Regions from separate parts of the Homo sapiens genome. Here all the other regions are linked to region 3. The links are chromatin loops, found by intact Hi-C in ENCODE. Cell type or tissue: sigmoid colon. All regions are shown on one strand. Each heading gives the region's core, and the rest is flanking DNA. Links, peaks and the distances in the headings are about the cores only.

What was found. Hi-C counts contacts between places; a loop is a spot of excess contacts. Peaks named below come from ENCODE experiments on the same cell type or tissue, not always from the same donor. Only the 100,000 strongest peaks of a DNase experiment are listed, where the experiment ranks them.
Region 1: a loop joins it to region 3, with 4 times the contacts of the local background. A loop is called at or near these places in 23 of 110 quality-filtered maps.
Region 2: a loop joins it to region 3, with 2.5 times the contacts of the local background. A loop is called at or near these places in 5 of 110 quality-filtered maps.

The regions. Positions count from the first base shown.
Region 1 is chr1:29,202,064-29,206,064 of GRCh38, reverse strand. It overlaps MECR (mitochondrial trans-2-enoyl-CoA reductase), which reads left to right. Exons shown (of 10, transcript NM_016011.5): 5 at 2,832-2,934. Among named protein-coding and RNA genes, the nearest start is that of SRSF4, 22 kb to the right of the region's middle. RefSeq lists a silencer at 2,944-3,033. In sigmoid colon, for the core only: a CTCF peak has its summit at 2,995 (motif pointing right); a DNase peak (open chromatin) is centred at 3,044; H3K27ac peaks cover 781 bases.
Region 2 is chr1:29,051,009-29,055,009 of GRCh38, reverse strand. EPB41 (erythrocyte membrane protein band 4.1) reads right to left here. Exons shown (of 21, transcript NM_001376013.1): 12 at 1,698-1,906. Among named protein-coding and RNA genes, the nearest start is that of TMEM200B, 71 kb to the left of the region's middle. In sigmoid colon, for the core only: no CTCF peak of the experiment used is centred there; no DNase peak of the experiment used is centred there.
Region 3 is chr1:29,121,724-29,127,283 of GRCh38, reverse strand. TMEM200B (transmembrane protein 200B) reads left to right here and starts at 3,381. Exons shown (of 2, transcript NM_001003682.4): 1 at 3,381-3,428; 2 at 5,436-5,560. The coding sequence starts at 5,456. RefSeq lists enhancers at 1,388-2,247, 2,248-3,107, 3,108-3,967. In sigmoid colon, for the core only: a CTCF peak has its summit at 2,653 (motif pointing left); DNase peaks (open chromatin) are centred at 1,393, 1,833 and 2,593; H3K4me3 peaks cover 2,163 bases; H3K27ac peaks cover 1,419 bases.

The sequences.
Region 1 (4,001 bases), core at 1,502-4,001, 78 kb before region 3:
ATGGGAAAACTGAGGTCCAGAAAGGTAAACTATTTGCATGAGATCAGCCAGGGAGTAAATGACAGAGCCAAGTGTTTTTATTTGGGTTTCTCTGAAAGCAGAGCCTAAGACCAGCACTGGGTGCAGAGAGTTTGTTTGGGAAGAAGAAATGAAGGGGAGTGGGGAGAGTGAGACAGAGATGGAGGCAAAGCCCATGAAGCCCGGTTACTGCTGCGGGCAACTACTGCTCCGGCTGTTTTTTTGAGACAGTCGTGCTCTGTCGCCCCGGCTTGAGTGCAGTGGCGTGGGCTCACTGCAACCTCCACCTCTCGGGTTCAAGGGATTCTCCTGCCTCAGCCTCCCAGGTAGCTGAGACTACAGGTGCCTGCCACCATGCCTGGCTAATTTTTGTATTTTTAGTAGAAATGGGGTTTCACCATATTGGCCAGGCTGGTCTCTAACTCCTGACCTTGTGATCCGCCCACCTCAGCCTCCCAAAGTGCTGGGATTACAGGCGCGAGCCACCCACCCCCAGCCGGCCTGCTCAGTCTTGCTGGGGCCCTCTGAAGACTCTCAGAACCCACTGCAGAATTAACCCTTAAGGCCAGGCATGGTGTCTCATGCCTGTAATCCCAGCACTTTGGGAGGCTGAAGCTGGCAGATCACTTGAGGTCAGGGGTTTGAGACCAGCCTGGCCAACATGGTGAAAACCCGTCTCTACTAAAAATACAAAAATTAGCCCGGCGTGGTGGCAGCGCCTGTGACCCCAGCTACTCAGGAGGCTGAGGCAGGAGAATCGCTTGAACCCGGGAGGCGGAAGTTGCAGTGAGCCAAGATTGCACCACCGCACTCCAGCCTGGGCAACAGAGCAAGACACCATCTCAAAAACAAAACAAAACAAAACAAAACAAAAACTAACCCTTGAATGATGAGAGGCTGGGCCAGTTTTCCACTAATTCTCACACCCCATTGTTTAAGGGTCGCCCTAAGGGCATTAACCTCCTGGGCTGCCTCTGCACACCATGCACATCCATGCACATCCGTGAGCCGCAGTGGCTGTAGAACTCACCCAAGCCACCTCTCATACCAGCGAAGAAACTGAGGCCCACAGTTGTTGGAGTGTGATGAAACATGGTGCCCAGCCACTGTCCAAGGCCTGGCTGAAAGCCGATGCCAGTTCCCACAAGAGAAATATAGGTTTCTTGCAACTATGGCAGATGGTTCCTGGGAGCCTTTGGTGGAGAAAGCCAGTGGCTGTGACCAGGGACCTTTGCTGGAGTCCTAGTGCAGCAGACACTTTGTTTGCTTGCATCCCATGCCCTAAAGCCACCTCCCATTTAGGCTGCAGCTGTAGTAACAGATCTAGGCATTTCGACGCTGCCCACCCTAAGTACCCACTGCACACCTCTCCACTTTCCTGCCTCAAGGCTGATATGGCCTGAACTAGATCACTGTTGAATAAACTTAGGATCTTGACACATGGTAAGAATTACATTTTATATTGTGATCAGTTTATACAAATAGGAATATATATATAATGGAAACCAAAGTTTCGTGAAATACCCTTACTATGTGTGACATACTCTGTTATTTTTTATTCTCTTCTCAATTTTAACTTTAAAAAAAAAAGGTGCTTGCAACCAACTAGATTGATTCATAATCCACTGGTGGGTGACAACCTGTACGTTGACCCCTGGTGAAGACGAGTGGGCATTCTTCTTCCAGGAAGTCCTCTATCTCTAGTTTCAGCCCGTTGTGTGACAGATCCCTGCTGCCTCTCAAAAACCAGATAGCATTTCAAATTCAACAAAGCACTTTCCCGGACACGATGCATTTGACTCTAATCGGGGGCACTTTTTTTTTTTAATAGAGGGAGTCTCGCTCTGTCACCCAGGCTGGAGTACAGTGGCGCGATCTCAGCTCACTGCAACCTCCACCTCCCGGGTTCAAGCGATTCTCCTGCCTCAGCCTCCCTAGTAGCTGGGATTATATTTTAAGGGAAGGAAACTGAAGTTCACAGAGGTCATGACTTGCCCTGTCTGTTTAGTTACAATCATTGGTGAAACTGAGACTCATGCCCAGATCTGTCTCATTCCAGAGCCCACATTTTTCCCAGCATGTCACACCGCCTTCCCCAATGGCCAGGTCCAAAGCTAAACCTGGGCTTTGCCACAGAACTGTAGGACCCTGTTTCAGGGGCTGCCAGTTTCTCCAGCGCAGCTGTAATCCCATTTCAAGGCAGTGCACCTTTATTAAACACTGCAGAGAGGAATAGGGCATGACCCTTCCCTCTCAAGAAGCTGCAAGCTGTTGATAGAAATGGACCTATATACAATGAAGTGTAAGATGGGGCAGACCGTGGTATGTGCATTAATACAGATGCCCACAGAGCACTGTGGGAGCACATAGAGGGAACAATCCAGGAAGGCTTCATGAAGGCTGCACTTGAGCTGCGCTTCAAAGGATCTACAGGATTTCAATAGGAAGGAAGAGAGAAGGAGGGAAACATTGCAAACCAAGGAAATAACCTAAGTAAAGACTTGAGGACATAAAAGTTGGGAGGATGACGAAGGCTATAAAATATTTTACATAGCAGGGCAGGGTCTAAATTATATCCAGTGTAGATGCTGAGTTGCCAAGTCCTGGGAGGCATCGTGAGTGTTGTGGAAGTTTAGGAGGCATTAGGAGAACAGTGAGAAACAGTGGAAGGTCTGAGAAGACTCAGCAGCCAGGTCCTGGGTCCCTGTTGAGCCTGAGGACTCCCTTGCCTACAGAAGGATCCCCGGCTGGGAGCCTTTGACCTATTGCAGATCTATACAGGGCTTGATTTGGTTCTCTTCCTGGCTCCACAGGGGATTCTGTCATCCAGAATGCATCCAACAGCGGAGTGGGGCAAGCAGTCATCCAGATCGCCGCAGCCCTGGGCCTAAGAACCATCAATGTGGTCCGAGACAGGTGCGTGGGGAAGGAGGCTTCATCCCAGACCATGTCTTGGGTCTTTCCCACCTCCCATCCCTGCGGTGCCCAGTTGTCCACCAGAGGGCGCCCTTGCATAAGCATAAACTGGCTTTAGGCATCGCTAACAGTTGGCGGCTGAAACAGATGAGTCAGTCCTAAGAAATGAAGTCCAGCTGGCTTTTGGCGATAGGATGAGTGAATCTGACATGTAAAGAGAGGGCAGGAAGGAGGTGGAGACTGCCCTTACTGAATAGCTAAGACTTTCTGAGACTCTTGGCTTGTGATAACCTCATGTTTTCAAAACCCCAGTTGATATTTGGGAATGATTTGAGCTGTATTATTCTTTCTGTGAACTGTCTAACCCAAGGCCCCTTTACCCTTGCTTTTGTGTGGTACTTGGAAGTGCGCTAAATACAGACGTGAAGGAGACAGGGGCAGGTTTGTCATCTGTCTTTTACAGATGAGGAAACTGAAGTTTCAGGGAGCAGCTTGCCCTGGAAGACACAGCAAGTCAGTAATAGACTCGGTTTCCTCACTTACTCTCTTTCCATCATATCGTCCAGTTTCTCTAGGCCTCACTGTCCATGAATGTGGCTGTGGCTGTCATGGAAGCCCACTCTTAGTATAATCGACACCAGCTTCAGTTCCTCAGTTGTACTCGCAAAAATAATTCCATTTGCCTTAACCAAAGAGACCCAGAGCCACTCCTGGTCTAGACTGTGTATGTCCAACACTCTGAAGAACCACTTGAAAAGAGGGGGGAAGTGGAGTTTGTCCTTTCAGTAGAAGAAATCAGGAAGTTAAGTGACTTCTCCCTGGGCACAGATGGCTTCTAACACTATTGAGCTGTCAGGGCCTGTGAAAACCACCCAGTCTCACTCTGTTGCCAGTGAGGAGACAGCCAAGAGCTATTGAAGCTGCATGAAATTAGGTGGCTGGTCCCTGCTCAAGCCTGGCTTAAACCTAATCCCAGCTTCCTGCAAAAAGAAGCACGGGTTCTCCCAGCTGTGGCAGAGAGGTCCTGGGGGGCTTTGGTGGAAAAAGCTGGCAGATGTGACCAGGGA
Region 2 (4,001 bases), core at 1,502-4,001, 73 kb after region 3:
CTGGAGTGCAGTGGTGTGATCTGGGCTCACTGCAACCTCTGCCTCCCAGGTTCAAGCAATTCTCCTGCCTTAACCTCCCCAGTAGCTGGGATTACAGGCACCTGCCATCATGCCCAGCTAATTTTTGTATTTTTAGTAAAGACGGGGCTTCACTATTTGAGACAGCGTCTCACTTTGTCACCCAGGCTGAAGTGCAGTGGGCGATCTCGGTGCACTGAAGCCTCTTCAACCTCTCAGGTTCAAGCTATCCTTCTGTCTCAGTCCCCCAAGGAGCTGGGACTACAGATGTGCGTCACCATACCCAGCTAGTTTTTTTATTTTTTGTAGACATGGGGTTTCACCATTTTGCCAAAGCTGGTCTTGAACTCCTGGGCTCAAGGGATCCGCCCGCCTTGCTCTCCCAAAGTGCTAGGATTACAGGTGAGAGCCTCCACACCTGGCCTAACAGTTTTTTTTTTTTTTTTTTTTTTTTTAATATAATCAAAACATAGTTAGACTGTCCACTGCTCTAGAGATAAACTAGATATTGATCTGGCTCCAAAAGAACAAGGTTAATCCATCTGCCAAAGCGAGAACACTTACTAAGATCTTATGGTTAAAAAAATTTTTTTTAATTTCTTAACAGACATATAAAAATGTAATTCTTCTTATGAAGACTGCTTCTCATAATTCCTGTTGCCAACAGCAAGAGCTATATTTATTTCAATAAATCTGAGCTAGCACTTCGATTCCATCACGGCTTAAATGTGTTTACAAAGCTTAACATATAAAAGGTCAGTCTAGTCACTGTCTAGGAAATCTGCTAATTAAATTGGTGATTTTTCAACACAGTGCAGTGACTGTGGGTGCAATTAACTCAGAACCATAGGCAACTCAGCAGTACAACCTCTCCTACATAATGAATCTTCTCCTTTTTGTAAAGGTACTTAAGATTTGAGCAACCACACAGATGCGCTTTATGTAATACCAGTTCTTTGGAAATGTGCATACATCCATCTTAGAAAATAAAATTTTATTTTAATCACAATAGCAGAGCTTAGTCTTAAAAAGCAATGTGGAGATTCCTTCTAGATGAGTAAAATTATTTTAAAAAGCAGAGGATCAATCATACTGGTGTGTTTTATAAGATCATTTAAAAAAATAATAGTTGGGGCCGGGCGCGGTGGCTCATGCCTGTAATCCCAGCACTTTGGGAGGCCGAGGCGGGCGGATCACAAGGTCAGGAGATCAAGACCATCCTGGCTAACACGGTGAAACCCCGTCTCTACTAAAAATACAAAAAATTAGCCGGGCATGGTGGCGGGCGCCTGTAGTCCCGGCTAATCAGGAGGCTGAGGCAGGAGAATGGCATGAACCCACGAGGCGGAGTTTGCAGTGAGCCAAGATCGCACCACTGCACTCCAGCCTGGGTGACAGAGCGAGACTCCATCTCAAAAAAATAAATAAATAAATAAAAATAATAGTTGGGTCAAGGAGTGGGTCACCTTATAACTTCTGAGATAGCTTACAGTCTTACTGACATAACTCTACGAAAATATTTTATAGGTTCATGGGAGACATCTTCATTTAGAAAGAATGAAGAATAACTTTGTTGAGTCTATGAGAATAAGCAATTGCTTTGAAAACGTTCCTGGTCAAAAAGTTAAGGCCTCTAAATCAGAAAGTGAGTTAGCTAGGTATTTGGACTGATGACATACCTTCCATGCTTCTGTGGGCTCTGGCTCAGCTTGCTCAGGTGGCTCGTCTTCCTTTTTCACTTCAGCCTTCACTGTTTCCTTCTGTGCTTTAGGGACCACTGTTTTTTTAGCAGAGGCATCTAGGACGCCACCTTCTGCAACCTGACCCTGAGTAATGGCAGGTGCAGAAGTGGGCCGAGGACTTCGGTCTGCCGAATCGACAGCTGCTGCTATGTGAGAAAGGGAAAAGGGAAGCATAAGTAAAGGCCAGAGCTACTGTATTATTTCAAAGTCACCAGGCAAAATAATTGTGAATCCAGGATACACACGAATGTTAGAGTGTGTAGTGGGCTATCACACAGAGGGTAAAAAATAAATCATTAGTGCTCTGCCAGGGAACTGATAGCAACAAGGAAGTTAAATGTACCCTCAGTAGAAAGGCTAAAATGTGTTAATGATCATGTTCCATGAATGCTGAATTCAGGGGAGACAAGATCAAAGAAAAGAAATAGAAAATCCATTTATCTCGTAATTTTAGTTTCAAAAACCTGCAATGTTGTCTATGGCAGGAAAAAAAGGGTTAACTAAATGTGATTTCTTCCATGAGGCATTTTAAAAATAAAGATGTGTTCATTTTTAGGTTATTTCAGGAACCTAAAAATATATTGTAAGAAAAAAGAATTAAGTCTGATTTCTTCTGTAAGCCTCCTTGGAATGATTACAAAATAACTTGATAAATGGCTCTTCTGGTAAGACATGAACTACTTTCTGATGCTTGTAAGGACAAATATTTGAACCAGATGCTCTCCCTTTTAATAATAAATCATTTGATTAAAATAACACAAATTCAAAATCTTTGACTGTCAGTCCTCAAACCTAAACAAAAATATCTTTTGAGTTCTGTCCTACTATCTCTCAGCCTTACCAATTTGTATTACAGCTCTTATTCTCTAATATGTTTAGGGCAGTGGTTCTCAACTGGAGTAAATTGTCCCCAGAGAATATCTGGCAATGTCCGGAGACATTTTTGGTTGTTGTAACAGAGGAGGGGAGAGACGGGAGGTACTGGCATCCAGTGCATAGAGGCTGAAGTTACTGAGGTTGAGAAACCTTAATTTAGGGGAAAAGTTGTATAGACTGTTTTAGAGAGAATAAACTATACAGACTTATGATAAAATCTTGATCTTTTCAAAGAGCCAATTGTTGTTTTGGAATATTTGGTATCTAAGTTTTAGACAGCTTACTTCAAAACAATCACTCATACTCTTTTTATGGTTTTTATGTTCATTCTTTCAGGGATATAAAACATTTACACTTTGTAATAAAACTTCACTTATCTGACAGTATCTAGGAATGAAAGTGTTTTTGTGCATGATTTAGTATTTCTGATAACATATTGTTATCCTCTTTTGTACTGAGACTTTTTTTTTTTTTTTAAGATGGAGTCTTGCCCTGTCGCCTAGGCTAGAGTGCAATGGCATGATCTCGGCTCACTAGAATCTCCGCCTCTCAGGTTCAAGTGATTCTCCTGCCTCAGCCTCCCCAGTAGCTGGGACTACAGGCACATGCCACCATGCCTGGCTAATTTTTTGTATCTTTAGTAGAGATGGGGTTTCACCATGTTGGCCAGGCTGGTCTTGAACTCCTGACCTCAAGTGATCTGCCTGCCTTGGCCTCCCAAAGTCCTGGGATTACAGGCGTGAGCCACCGCTCCCAGCCAAGACTCTTATATTTTAATCAATTTGCATGGAAATCAATAATTTTTATTATAGACTTTCCTGCATTCTTAAACTGACTATAACTGAACATGATTCATCCTGAAATTTTTAGATTTGTAAACTGTAAGGATCAGATAAAGGAATTCCATGAATCTGAACAGATAAAAACTTTAAATTCCCAACTACTTCATACAACAATATTAAGAAAGAAATGCTTGGCCAGGCACGGTGGCTCACACCTGTAATCCCAGCACTTTGGGAGGCCGAGGTGGGCAGATCACCTGAGGTCGGGAGTTCGAGACCAGCCTGGTCAACAAGGTGAAACGTCGTCTCTACTAAAAATACAAAAATTAGCCAAGTGTGGTGGTGGGCGCCTGTAGTCATAGCTACTCGGGAGGCTGAGGCAGGAGAATCACTTGAACCCGAGAGGCAGAGGTTGCAGTGAGCTGAGATCGTGCCACTGCACTCCAGCCTGGGCAACAGAGCCAGACTGTCTCCAAAAAAAAAAAAAAAAAAAAAAAAAAAAACAGAAAAAGAAAAAGAAAGAAATGCTCATTACTCTGTCATAATTTCCAATGAAAGAACTAATTCCTTAGCGGATATATAG
Region 3 (5,560 bases), core at 1,184-3,683:
GTCTCCTTTGAAGAACTCATTTGTTTCCTTATTTGGTCATCTTTCTATTATACAAGCTTTTTTTTTTTTTTTCCTTTTTAGACAGAGTCCGCTCTGTCACCCAGGCTGGAGTGCAGTGGTACCATCTTGGCTAACTGCAACCTCCACCTCCTGGGTTCAAGTGATTCTCCCACCTCAGCCTCCTGAGTAGCTGGAATTACAGGAACCCACCACCGCGCCCAGCTAATTTTTTTTTTTTTTTTTTTTTTTTGAGACACAGTCTCGCTCTGTCGCCCAGGCTGGAGTGCAGTGGCACGATCTCAGCTCACTGCAAGCTCCGCCTCCCAGGTTCACGCCATTCTCCTGCCTCAGCCTCCCGAATAGCTGAGACTACAGGCGCCCACCACTGTACCCGGCTAATTTTTTGTATTTTTTAGTAGAGACGGGGTTTTACCGTGTTAGCCAGGATGGTCTCGATCTCCTGACCTCATGATCCGCCCACCTCAGCCTCCCAAAGTATTGGGATTACAGGTGTGAGCCACCGCACCCGGCTAATTTTTGTATTTTTAGTAGAGATGAGGTTTTACCATTTGGCCAGGCTGGTCTCGAACTCCTGACCTCAAGTCATCCTCCCATCTCGGCCTCCCAAAGTGCTGGGATTACAGGCATGAGCCACCAGGCCCAGCTTCTTTAAAAAAATTTTGAAACAGGATCTCACTCTGTCACCCAGGCTTTGCAATCATGGTTCACTATAGCCTCAAACTCCTGGGGTCAAGAGATCCTCCTGCCTCAGTCGCCCGAGTAGCTGGGACTATAGGCATGCGCCACAGTACCTGGCTAATTTTTAAATTTTTTTGTAGAGACAGGGTCTTGCTATGTTGCCCAGGCTGGTCTTGAACGCCTAGGCTCCAGTGATCCTCCCTCCTCAGCCTCTCAAAGTGCTGGGATTACAAGTGTGAGCCACCGCACCCGGCCACAGGTGAACTGTTATTTAACCTTCAAAACAACACTGTGGGGTAGGTATTATTTCTCCCTTTTTACAAATGAGGAGCCTGAGACAGAGAGGAGTCCTTTCTTTCTCCTGCTGTCTGGGCCAGGGCACCTGGCATGGAGATCAGGAAGGTATTCGGGCTGAAGGAGACACAGGCCTGCACACCCTCCTCTAATGGGGATGGCCAGCTGTGGGCAGACACTGTGCTGGGCACAGGGCTCCAGGGATGAGCAAGACAGACCTAGTCCTGCCCCCTCAGAGTCATGGCCAGTGGGGACACAGACAGGAAACAGACTCCACTCCCAGTGGGTTCAGTTTGCAGGTGCACAGGGAAGCTGCTGGTGTTGTGAGGGTGTACAACAGAGCAGGAGAGCGGGTACTGACCTGGTCTGGGGGCTGGGGGAAGGCCCAGGGTCTGAAGGATGTGTAGAAGGTGGCAAGGGCACGACCAGGGGGTAAGTGTTCCTGCCGGAAAGCAAGGACCAACCAAGCCCTGAGGGAGTGTAAGAGGCCCGGGGCCAGTTCGTGGAGACAAGAAGAGATTTCCAACTCGATTTGGGGAGTCACTGATGGTTTTAAGCAGGTAGTGGCAGGCTCAGATTCAGAGTGGAAACCCTTGCTGCCTGTCTGCAGCGCACTAGGACACGGGGAGGCAGGAGACCATGGGCTCCAGGAGGAGCCTGGACGCCGGAGCAGGACAGTGGCCATGGGAAAGGGAGAACGTGGCTGGCCCCAGATGAAAAGAGCAGGGCCCCCAAGGCTCTGTGAGTGGGATGAGAGGGGGAGAGGAAGGGGCCAAGGCTGACCCCGTGCTTGGGTGGACAAAGGGCCCTTCACAGAGCTGGAGGCAGGGGATGATCGAGGGGCCCAGGGAGTCAGACTAGAAGCCGGGCTTATTGGAGGAAGAGCAGTGGGCTGGGAGAGGCAGGCATGGAGTGGGATTGAGGGAGCCCAGGGGTGGGAGGGAGAGCTGGGAGGCGGAGGTGCGACCGCGGTGGGGTCAGTGTGCGGGGAGTGGACGAAGCGGAGGATTGATGGGGGCGGGGGTCCCAAGCAAAGATGCTGGAGGGAGGCCTCCGTGGAGCGGACCGAGACCTCAGGAGCCTCCAGTCGGACTGGGGAGGCAAGAAGGAGGCCCTGGCTTCGATCTCGCACACGGCCTCGCAGGGATGAAGCCCGGGAGCCGAGGCTCGGTCTTCCCCACTGTGGTCCCTCTGGTCCGCCCGTTACCTCACCGACCCCCCGAGGGGGCTTTTAAGAGCTGGAAGAGGGGGTCCCGGGGGGCACTGATGCACCCCCACTCTCCTCCGCCGACCCAGAGGGTGGGAGCTCAGGTTCAAGGCCTGGCCTGGCCGTGCGGCTCCGGGACCCGGCTCCGCCCCGCGTCGGGGGGTGGCCCCGGCCCCTGGCCCGCCCCTTCCTCGGGTCCCCTCCCTGTCCGCGGCGCGCAGCCGGGTCTCATTAGCGCCCCTCCCCCCGGCTGCGCGCCGGGGGTCTCCACGGCCGGGGGGAGGGGCGGGCCTTAATCAATCCTAGGCCGGAAATTCCTCCCGGGGGGCCCGGCCTGACCGCTGAGCCTGGAAATCGGTCGCCGCCTCCCCCGAACCCGCCCCCCGCATCATGGAAACTGGGCCGACCGCCGGCCGCCCTGGCTCCCCCGCTCTGCATTCCTGCCTCCAGGGGCGGGAGGGCGCGAAGGCCGGGCCGCCCCCTTCGGGCTCGCCGGCGGGGTCGCAGCTCTCAGCACCCTCCCCGTTATTGGGAACAAGCCCGCTCCCCCACTGGCGAAGGGGCGCCTGTTCTTAGGAGTACCCGGCGGCACATCCGCACCCCGTCCGGTCCTTTCAGCTACAAGGCCCGCCCCTCCCCGGGCGCTGCTTTCGCTGAGGGCTTTGCGGAGTCGCCCCGGGCTGGCCCTTGGCGTCTGGCTCTTGCCTCTCGGCATCTTGCGAGGCTGAAGCCTTGGTGCCCATTGCACAGATGAAGTCCGCGAGGTTCAGCGACAGCAAGGGCTGCGGGACCGGGGCAGAGCAGGGACTCGGGCCGCCTCCTCCTGGAAGCTCCCCGGGCGCCTGGGATGAGGGGCTCTGGGAAGCGGGGAAGGACGTGCGGGTGTCGGGGCTCCTGGGTCCCGGGTCTCAGTTTCCCCATGTAGGAAGGGGTCGCCTTTGTGGGCCTTTGCGACCGATGTAAGCTGGGGGTGGGAGAGTGGGGATGGCAGAACTCGGGCCACGGGTGCCCGGAGTCACCAGGCGCGCACAGGGCGCCTACCTGCGATCCTTTGACCTGAGCTGCCGCCTTTCAGCGGCGGTGGGGCCGGGCCCGGCGCGGGTCGGACGGTCCCGGGGGCTGGAGGCGGGGCCGGGGCGGGGCTGGGGCCGGGCCGTGGAGACCCGGGCGGCTCTGGAGCCTCCGCGCGCGGACTGGGACCCGGACCCGCGCGGCGCTGCGGCGCCAGGTGAGCCGAGCTGGGGTCCAGGGGTCCGCACTCCACTTTTCCCAACTTTTCGTTTGGTCCCTCCCTCCCTCCCTCCCTCCCTCGGTCAGGGCCCCTGGGGGCGGGAGCGCGGCCCTCCCGTTCCCCCAGGCGGGAGTGTGGACGCGGGCGGTGGCGGGACCCTGGAGTCCTGGGGACTCGGCCCCAGCATCTTCTGTCGGGCTGTGCGCTGTGTCCCCAAGTTTCCGCCTCCCTGGTGTCCCCAGCGTCGGCCCACTACCTCCACGGCTCGGGGTCTCTGAGCGTGTCCCCATGTCCCCACTCTGCTTGTTTTCGCTTCCCTCGCGGCAGCGACGCGCGGGGCTCCGGGTGACCTTGCTGGAGCCGGGGCTGAGAGCGCCAGTTCTGGCTTGAAGCGATGATCGCTCCTCCGGTTGCGGGCTGGGGAAAGGGCTGCAAACTCAGGGACAAGGAGGGGATGGGCCTCGCTTCCTCCTGGATACTCCCGTGGCTGTCCTGAGAGGGGTCTAGGGCTGGGGCCCCGGAGCCCGGCGTCGGACCTGGCAGAGCCCCCGCCTAGTGCGGGGTCGGGCAGTCTCCCCGGCCTCCCTGGGCCGTAGTTGCAATCTGTGAAACCAGGCTTTGGACGCGGGAGAGTGGCGGCTCCCTGCTAGGCCCGGGCCTTGAGCGCTCCAGTCGGAGGCAGGGATGGGTGTCCTGCTTTGAGGTTTGGGGTGCAGATGGGGCGTGGGTCGGGGAGCAAGGCCGCCTCCCCGAGGTTTCGGCTGCGGGCTCCAGCGCGGTGGTTCTTTAGGAAGCGGACGCGAGCAGTGAGGACGACCCTGGACAGCTAGGCCCTGAGCCTCCTCTCCTGCGGCCTGGGGCGCCTGGGCGGGGGCCGCGTCTTCTCCCTCGCCCTCCCTTTCGTGGGGGCCACACCGCACGCAGCTCGGCTACTCCTGCTGGGCCCGGGATCCAGGCCACAGGCCGCAGGCAGGGCGCGGCCAGCAATCGGGAGGGCTTAAGCTGTGCGGCCCGGATCCCGAGGCGCAGGGGCGGTGCTGCTCTGACCGGGCCACGGGCCACGGAGGCCTCGGGCGGAGGAGGCGGGAAAGGAGGCCAGGCGGCGGGAAAGGGGGATGATTCATCCGGAGGAGCCCGAATTGGAAACGTCGCAACCTGGGAACAGCCTTGCCCGGGCCGACGGGGGAGCCGGGAGGGCATCCGTCCGGCGGGGCCCAGCGCCCGGCACCGGCACCCCCGCCTGCTGCCGTGGCCCCAGCACGACCGCTGGGGGAGGGAGAGGCCTCTCATGCGTGGACTTGATGGAAATCTTGGGCGAAGTCGGCGCCGCCTCTCCTCCTCTGCCTGGCTGGTCTTGATCCGAGCGGTCTTCCCGGTGTCTAGCTCAAGTCGCTCCTGCTGCAGCTTCGCTGCGGGCGGAGGAGGTCTGGAAGGAGGGGGCGGGCAGGGAGAGGCTGGAGCCGGTGACGCCCCCTCCTCCCGCGCTGCGGTATGTAAAGCACAGTAGGGGGGAGGTGGGGCCCGGCGAGCGACCCCTGCGGACCTGGGAGGCCCGAGCGCCCCCGCCCCATTTGCTACGGTGCAGCCACGTGCGGGGGTGGGGTCGAGCCCGGGAGGTACTTACCCTGGAGACGCGGCAGCTGGGGGCCGCACGTTTCCCGAGGCCCAAGACCCGCGGGCTTGCGGACCGGACGCAGGCGGCAGATTTGCAGCCCGGGATGCGCCAGGGAACAGCCTGCGCCCCCCTCCCTCCTCTCCGCCCGCTGGCCGGGCCAACTCCGGCTTCTGCCGCGCGTGCCTGGCTCGGAGCTCCGCTGCGGAAAACCCGAGCGCGGGCGGCTCCCCGCCTCGCCGCCCGGGAAAATCCGGGGGTGGCCGCCAGGGATCTCCAAGCGGCCTGGGCTGGGCGGCCGGAGCTTCCCTCCCGGATTTGCGCCCCGAACCTGGCGCCCTGAAGCTAGAGGCCCGTCGGTCCAGTCCTTGCCTCCCATCTTCTCTCCGCAGAGCGCCCAGACGACGGCGAGATGACGGCCGGGAGCCCCGAAGAATGCGGGGAGGTGCGGAGGAGCCCCGAGGGCCGCGTCTCTCGCTTGGGCCGCCGCCTGGGCCGCCGCCGGCGCCCGCGCTCC